2 separate regions of the Homo sapiens genome follow, and region 1 is linked to region 2. Evidence: read pairs that join two places in POLR2A ChIA-PET (ENCODE). Cell type or tissue: K562. All regions are shown on one strand. Region 1 overlaps GON4L (gon-4 like). Region 2 holds the start of KHDC4 (KH domain containing 4, pre-mRNA splicing factor).

Region 1 (4,000 bases), 100 kb after region 2:
GGAGAATCGCTTGAACCCGGGAGGCGAGGTTGCAGTGAGCCGAGATTGTGCCACTGCACTCCACCCTGGGTGACAGAGCAAGATGTCGTCTCAAAAAAAAAAAAAAAAAACGAAAACAAAACACACATTGAGGGGGAACAAAGGGGACACTCATCTTTTCGTGGAGGCCAAATGGTGCCAGTCAGTCTTTGGGTTCAAGCAATTCTCATGCCTCAGCCTCCCAAGTACCTGGGACTACAGGCGTGCACCACCATGGCTGGCTAATTTTTTGTATTTTTAGTAGAGCCGGGGTTTTGCTCTGTTGCCCAGGCTAGTATCGAACTCCTGAGCTCAGGCAATCCACCTGCCTTGGCCTCCCAAAGTGCTAGGATTACAGGCGTGAGCCACGGTGCTCAACCCAATCAGTCTTAATTTAGGGTCTGGCTAAAGGTCTCCCTCAGTTCCTTTTGGCTTATTATTGGTCTCTTCATGGTCACCAAGGAATGACGCAGGTGAACCCCAAATTGGGGCTCAGCCCAGGAGCATTCTTGGCTTCGCACTGGAAGGAATCATGAATGGGCCAACAGTGAATTGAAAGTAAGTTTATTAGAGCAACAGAGGAAGGGAAATGGCTGCTCTGTAAGAGAAGCAGCCGCAGCAGCAGACCTGCGGATTGCTGGCTAGCTGTATGTATACAAAGACAACATGGAAAAAAAATGAAACGGTGCCAAATGCCAAAATACCCAGAGTATCCAGGCATCAGCCCATGAGGGTCCCCATACCAAATGACGAAAATCCCAGAGCACCTAGGGGGTGGCCAACAGTGACCCTCAAAAGCATGAGACCTGTATAGCCATATATATATGGGTATACTTTGATTATATGCTAAAATAAGGGGCAGATTTTTTTTTTTTTTTAATTGATCATTCTTGGGTGTTTCTCGCAGAGGGGGATTTGGCAGGGTCATAGGACAATAGTGGAGGGAAGGTCAGCAGATAAACAAGTGAACAAAGGTCTCTGGTTTTCCTAGGCAGAGGACCCTGCGGCCTTCCGCAGTGTTTGTGTCCCTGGGTCCTTGAGATTAGGGAGTGGTGATGACTTAACGAGCATGCTGCCTTCAAGCATCTGTTTAACAAAGCACATCTTGCACCGCCCTTAATCCATTTAACCCTGAGTGGACACAGCACATGTTTCAGAGAGCACAGGGTTGGGGGTAAGGTCACAGATCAACAGGATAAGAATTTTTCTTAGTACAGAACAAAATGAAAAGTCTCCCATGTCTACCTATTTCTACACAGACACGGCAACCATCCAATTTCTCAATCTTTTCCCCACCTTTCCCCCCTTTGTATTACACAAAACCGCCATTGTCATCATGGCCCGTTCTCAATGAGCTGTTGGGTACACCTCCCAGACGGGGTGGTGGCCGGGCAGAGGGGCTCCTCACTTCCCAGTAGGGGCGGCTGGGCAGAGGCGCCCCTCACCTCCCGGACGGGGCGGCTGGCTGGGCAGAGGGGCTCCTCACTTCCCAGTAGGGGCAGCTGGGCAGAGGCGAAGGGGCGGATTTTTAATGGATTTTCTGGAAAAGGGGCGAGGACTTCCCGGAACTGAGAGTCCCTCCCCTTTTAAACCATATAAGGTAACATCTGGGGGTTGCCATGGCATTTGTAAACTGTCATGGTGCTGGTAGGAGGTTCTTTTAGCATGCAGATAAAAGGAGGGCAACAGGAGGTGGCTTTCATCACCATCTTGCTTTTAGCTGGTTTTGGCCAGTTTCTTTGATCAGCTCCTGTTTTGTTCAGCGGGGTCTTTCGAACAGTGCTTGGAAAACAAGTCCTGCTGATCTCCTACCTCAAATGGAATGTGAGGTGACAATAGGGCCAGCAAGCAAAAATAGAAATCTGAGATTGAAGTTTAGTAAGAGGCAAGGACTAGAAATGTTCAGTGTTAGTCATGGTTCTTCTCCATGGAAACAGACATGGAGGGGGAAGAGCAGTGGATTGAAGACAACCTTGCCTTGAGGAAGAAGATAACAGAGAAGGAACAACTGGAGAAGTAATAGTAAAAGTGAAAAGAGGAAGGAGAGCTTTAAGAACAAGGTACTTTAAAATGTAAATTTAAAATTTAGTAGCAAAGGAGGGATAAGGATAATACCTGAGAAAAAGGTTACATTTGAAGATTGATGATCTTGGAGAGTAGATTCAGGAGTTTGTTGGGGAAAGGACATTATATGAAGCAGTTAAAGAGGAAGGAATGGGGCTGGGAACAGTGGCTCACACCTGTAATCCCAACACTTTGGAAGGCCAAGGTGTGAGGATCTTGTGGCCAGGAGTTCAAGAACAGCCTGGGCAAGATAGCTAGGTTCCATCTCTACAGAAAATTTTAAAAATTAGCCAAGTGTGGTAGTGCATCCCTGTAGTCCTAGCTACTCAGGAGTAGCTAGGGGGATAGCTTGAGCCCAGGAGTTCAAGGTTGCAGTGAGCTCTGATCGCACCACTGCATTGCAACCTGGGTGACAGAGCAAGACCTTGTCTGTAAAAAAAAGAAAAAGGAGGAGGAATGAAACCCCAGAGATTTTTCTTTCTTTCCTCTCCCCCATCCCCCTCCTCCCCTCCTCCCTTCCTCCCCTCCTCCTCTCCTCCCCTCTCCTCCCCACTCTCCTCTTCCCTCTTATCCCCTTCCCTCACCTCCCCTCCCCTTCCTTCCCTTTTTTTTTTTTTTTTTTTTTTTTTTTGGAGACAGAGTCTCGCTTTGTTGACCAGGCTGGAGTGCAGTGGTGTGATCTCGGCTCACTGCAAGCTCCACCTCCCGGGTTCACGCCATTCTTCTGCCTCAGCCTCCCGAGTAGCTGGGACTACAGGCACCTGCCATCATGCCTGGCTAATTTTTTGTATTTTTAGTAGAGATGGGGTTTCCCCGTAGCCAGGATGGTCTTGATCTCCTGACCTTGTGATCTGCCCGCCTCGGCCTCCCAAAATGCTGGGATCACAGGTGTGAGCCACCATGCCTGGCCTTCCTTCCTTTTTTTGCAGTGGGAGAATGGGTGAGAAATAGCTAGAGAAGGCAGCGAGATTATTGCATATTTTTTCAAGATAAGTTGTCAGAAGGAACTGGAGGAAATTATAAGATTAAAATGCTAGAGAAGGAATGGATAAATAACTATGGGTTCATAGTCACTCAGTTATTGATAAGTGTAATTAAGAGATTTTAAAAATCAGTTCACAGATATCCGGATTTAAATAAACATTTATTGTTTAGTATTATCTGTGATATCACTCCCCTTCATTAATCTGGAGAACTGAAAATTGATTATACTACTTTGCACTTTAATTAGTTGTATATACAAGTAATAGCAATAAAAGTACACTATGAGTGTCTCTCCAGAATTTTTCTTCAAGTAACTTTTTTTTTTTTTTTTTTTGCCAATCAGATAATGTAACACAAAACAGAGAGGAAGAAAGAAAGATTGACAATTCACATATATCTACTTTGGAAAATATTGAAAACTTTAAAGGAGAAAATAAAAATCACCCGTAGCCCTGCTGTTTAGTATGTGTTTTTGTTGTTTTACTTTCTTTTAAGTAACATTTTAGTTTTCTGATTATGAAAGCAGCAGCATCATATACACTGTAGAAAAAATGAAAATACATAGAAAGATAGTTGGATTATTTTCAAGTATTGACATTTTGTTACAATTGATACCTTTTTGTTGTTGTTATTGTTTGTTTGTTTGTTTGTTTTTGAGACAGAGTCTCGCTCTGTCACCCAGGCTGGAGTGCAGTGGCATGATCTTGGCTCACCACAACCTCCACTTCCTAGGTTCAAGCAATTCTCCTGCCTCAGCCTCCCGAGTAGCTGGGATTACAGGCGCCTGCCACCACACCTGGCTAATTTTTGTATTTTCAGTAGAGGTGGGGTTTCCCCATGTTGGTCAGGCTGGTCTTGAACTCCTGACCTTGTGATCCACCTGCCTCGGCCTCCCAAAGTGCTGGGATTACGGTGTGAGCCACTGCGCTAGGCG
Region 2 (4,000 bases):
CTTTTTGGGGTGATGAAAATAATCTGGAATTAGATAATGATGATTGTGGCACAATCTTGTGGACACACTAAAAAACACTGAATTGTGCACTTAAATTTACTCTTTAAAAAGGGTAAATTTATGGCATAGGAGTTACATCACAAATTTTTTAAAATGACAAATATAATAAATAATGTAATTTCAATCAGAATCCCAACAGCATTGTGTTTTGGGGAGAAGAGGAAAAGGGGCACTTTGGGGAGGCCGAGGTGGTAGGATCGGTTGAGCCCAGGAGTTTGAGACCAGCCTAGGCAAAATAGTAAGACACCCCCCACCCCCGCACCCCCTACCACCCCGGTCTCTTAAAAAAAAAAAAAAAAAGCCAGGTGTGGTGGCCCGTGCTTGTAGTCCCAGCTACTTCAGAGGCTGAGGTGGGAGGATCAGGAGACTCATTGAAGCTCCAAGACATCCTAAAGGTTAGAAACCTTTAGCCTCGGCAGGGCGCGGTGGCTCACGCCTGTAATCCTACCACTTCGGGAGGCCGAGGCGGGTGGATCACCTGAGGTCAGGAGTTTGAGACCAGGCTGGCCAACATGGCTAAACTGTGTCTCTACTAAAAATACAAAACAACAACAACAAAAAATTAGCTGGGCGTGGTGGCGGGCACCTGTGATCCCAGCTACTTGGGAGGCTAAGGCAGGAGAATCGTTTGAACCCGGGAGGCGGAGAGTGGTTAGCCGAGATCGCGTCATTGCACTTCAGCCTGGGTGACGGAGCGAAACTGTCTCAAAAAAAAAAAAAAAAAAAAAAAAGAAACCTTTAGCCTACAGAATCAACTCAAACTCCTCAGCATAGCATTCAAGGCCTTTCATCTTCTGGCCTCCCACTCCAGCCAGCTCAACCGTTAAGTACACAGATGCCAGAACAGGGTGCTCCATAACCTATGCTTGATCGCCTCTCCAGTACTCAACCGGCTTTTTAGCGTCCCATTCTTAAACGCTCCAGCAAGATGAGCAGCTTATCTTCTTCGACCTTTGCTTAATATACAACTCTATCATACATATTTGCCTGCGTACCTGCCTTGCCACATTGAGAGTACCAGAATGGCAGGGCCTGCGGCTTATTCATCTTTTTATTTTTATATTCCCTGCTTGGTGCACAGAAATGAAGCAAACAAACAGAGAAATTCTCCAAATGATCTTTGCAACGAATCCTTTTCCTTTTCCTAAGTAACAGAAACGTGAAACGGGCAAAAGCCGCGGGAAGGCTGTCTCCCCAGACAGAAACTAGGACTCAACACAAACGTAGCGGAATTTGAGGAGAAACCTGTTTAATCTCCTGACTCATGCATATTGTCTTCTAGTCTAACAACATGCCCACGATAAAGATGGATTCAGCTAGCCCCGATTCCGCATTTATAGTAGGCACAGCAGCCATCTTTCTTAAGGTTAAGGCGCAACCCGGAAGATCACACCCTACCTGCCTCAGAAACGCCAGATGCCTTTAAATCATCGAGAGTCCAATCGGAATCGACATTTTCACCGGAACCGCTCGGCCCCACGACCGGAAGAGGCTGTGCGTAAGAACGTTGGGGGCGGAAGTGACGAGAGGTGGTAGTCGGATAGTTGGCGGGTGGTTGAGTAGAAGCGGTCGCCATGTCCGCGGGGAGCGCGACACATCCTGGAGCTGGCGGGTACGGCTTCAGGGGCGAGGGCATCGGAGCGAGCACTGGGGCGCAGGAGAGGCGGAGGGACCCTGAGAAGCTGCGTATAGGGTGGAAGGGTCCTTAAGTGGGAAGTAAAGGGCTGGACGTTTGGGGAGAAGGATCTTGAGCAGGCCTGGGGCCCTTAAAGGGCCGGCGGGGATCCGAGGGAGGAGGCAAACGGGGACTTTTGGAAGGGCGAGCCAAGGGGAAGGCGTAAACTAGAGCGTGTAGGATAGAGTGGAGTCTTTCGATATAGGTGACAGTAGAAACGAAAGATTTTGGGGAAGGGTTGAAAGTGGGGGTTTGTTAAATAAGCAATAATTGTTTAAGGAGAGGGGAGTTTTAGATTTGGAAGGTGATTCGGAGGTGTAAATGGAATATAATAGAGGGAAAATGGGGTGCTAAGGCGTAGTAAGGAAAGAATAACATACACGAAAGCTTTGGGGCCTAATGTTTTCCTTTTTCTCCATGTAGGCGCCGCAGCAAATGGGACCAACCAGCTCCAGCCCCACTTCTCTTCCTCCCGCCAGCGGCCCCAGGTGGGGAGGTCACCAGCAGTGGGGGAAGTCCTGGGGGCACCACAGCTGCTCCTTCAGGAGCCTTGGATGCTGCTGCTGCTGTGGCTGCCAAGATTAATGCCATGCTCATGGCAAAAGGGAAGCTGAAACCAACTCAGAATGCTTCTGAGAAGGTATTTGAAGTTGAAGGGTCTCCACTAATTGCGAATTTAATAGTTGTTTTGCCGGGCGCGGTGGCTTACGCCTGTAATCCCAGCACTTTGGGAGGCCGAGGCGGGTGGATCACAAGGTCAGGAGTTTGAGACCAGCCTGACCAACATGGTGAAACCCCGTCTCTACTGAAAATACAAAAATTAGTCGGGCATGGTGGCACGCGCCTGTAATCAGCTACTCAGGAGGCTGAGGCAGAACTGCTTGAACCCGGGAGGCGGAGGTTGCAGTGAGCCGAGATTGTGCCAGTGCACTCTAGCCTGGGCGACCCAATGAGACTCCGTCTCAAAAAAAAAAAAAAAAAGTTGTTTGTAATCCTGTAATCGCATAATAATTTGTGTTAGTAAAGGATAAATGGATATAGTAGTTGAGAGATCATTTAGTTTTGGAATGTTCCAGAACACATTTTGTTACAAATACATATTTACGAGGCGTTTTTGATTGGGCTGATTACATTTATGGACCAAATACCTTGTCTTGTCCTTGTTCACTTAGTTCAGCTTAAGCTGTATTTCCATAGTCATTTAAAGCAACATAACATGTTTTTAATATATGTGCTTTTTCCCTGAAGTCAGAGGAGTTCAGGTAAATCAAGTGAGCCCCATAGTGTCATCTCTAATTAGAACCTGTAGGGTTTTATTTATTTATTTATTTATTTTGATAGAGTCTCACTCTGTCACCAGCCTGAAGTGCAGTAGTGGGGTGATCTCGGCTCACTACAACCTCTGTCTCCTGGGTTCAAGTGATTCTGATTCTGCTGCCTCAGCCTCCCGAGTAGCTGGGATTACAGGTGCATGCCACCATGCCCGGCTAATTTTTTTTTGTGTTTTTAGTAGACAGGGTTTCACCATGTTGACCAAGCTCATCTCTGCCTCCCAAAGTGCTGGGATTACAAGTATGAGCCACCAGGCGCAGCCTATTGTTTGCAAAGATTGTGTGAGTCAGTCATCCATTTATAAGGTTTATGAGGAAAAATTAAAAGCATCTTGACAAAGATGTAGTGCTCCTTGTATATTAAGATTTTTAATACTGATGTTAATCGTTTAAGCTCTTTTTTTTTCTTAAAATAATAATCTTTAGGTAGTTGACCTCAGCAGGATACATAAACACTGGATTTAGAATCATAAAACCTAAAAACCCAGAATCCACAGTTTGAAACCCAGAATCCACAGTTACTGGTTACATGGCTTTGGCATAATGAAACTCAGCTTTCTCGTTGGTAATATATACCTGCATTGTGTAGTGCAGTAGTCACTAGCTTCATGTGGCAATTTAAATTAAAATTAAGGGGCTGGGTGTGGTGACTCACACCTGTAGTCCCAGCTCCTCTGTAATTCTTCTTGGATTCTTGGAAGGCTGAGGTGGAAAGATCACCTGAGCCTAGGAGCTTGAGGTTGCATTGAGCTGTCATTTTGCCATTGCACTCCAGCCTGAGCAGCAGAGTGACACCTTGTCTAAATAATACAAATAATTAAATACTCTCAGGCTCCATATCTGTGAGAAATAAATTCCTGTTGTTTAAGCAAAAAGCAAAGCAAAACCAAAATACAATTTAAAATTTAGACCTTTAGTCACATTAGCCACCTGC

The links. ChIA-PET counts read pairs that join two places held together with the same protein. Peaks named below come from ENCODE experiments on the same cell type or tissue, not always from the same donor. Only the 100,000 strongest peaks of a DNase experiment are listed, where the experiment ranks them.
Region 1: POLR2A ChIA-PET joins it to region 2 with 7 read pairs; 6 of 35 experiments call an interaction of 5 or more read pairs at or near these places.

Annotation. Positions count from the first base shown.
Region 1 is chr1:155,832,360-155,836,359 of GRCh38, reverse strand. The region is part of intron 2 of GON4L (gon-4 like); the gene reads left to right. Among named protein-coding and RNA genes, the nearest start is that of GON4L, 23 kb to the left of the region's middle. RefSeq lists a silencer at 1,728-2,022. In K562, no CTCF peak of the experiment used is centred here; DNase peaks (open chromatin) are centred at 1,649 and 1,959; H3K4me3 peaks cover 1,400 bases.
Region 2 is chr1:155,932,008-155,936,007 of GRCh38, reverse strand. It overlaps KHDC4 (KH domain containing 4, pre-mRNA splicing factor), which reads left to right and starts at 1,595. Exons shown (of 14, transcript NM_014949.4): 1 at 1,595-1,672; 2 at 2,159-2,375. The coding sequence starts at 1,635. LOC107985207 (a long non-coding RNA gene) reads right to left here and starts at 1,540. Exons shown (of 2, transcript XR_001738244.2): 1 at 1,459-1,540; 2 at 1-760. RefSeq lists enhancers at 1,359-1,518, 1,619-1,928, 1,468-2,034, 890-2,089. In K562, a CTCF peak has its summit at 1,351; DNase peaks (open chromatin) are centred at 924, 1,507 and 2,227; H3K4me3 peaks cover 2,876 bases.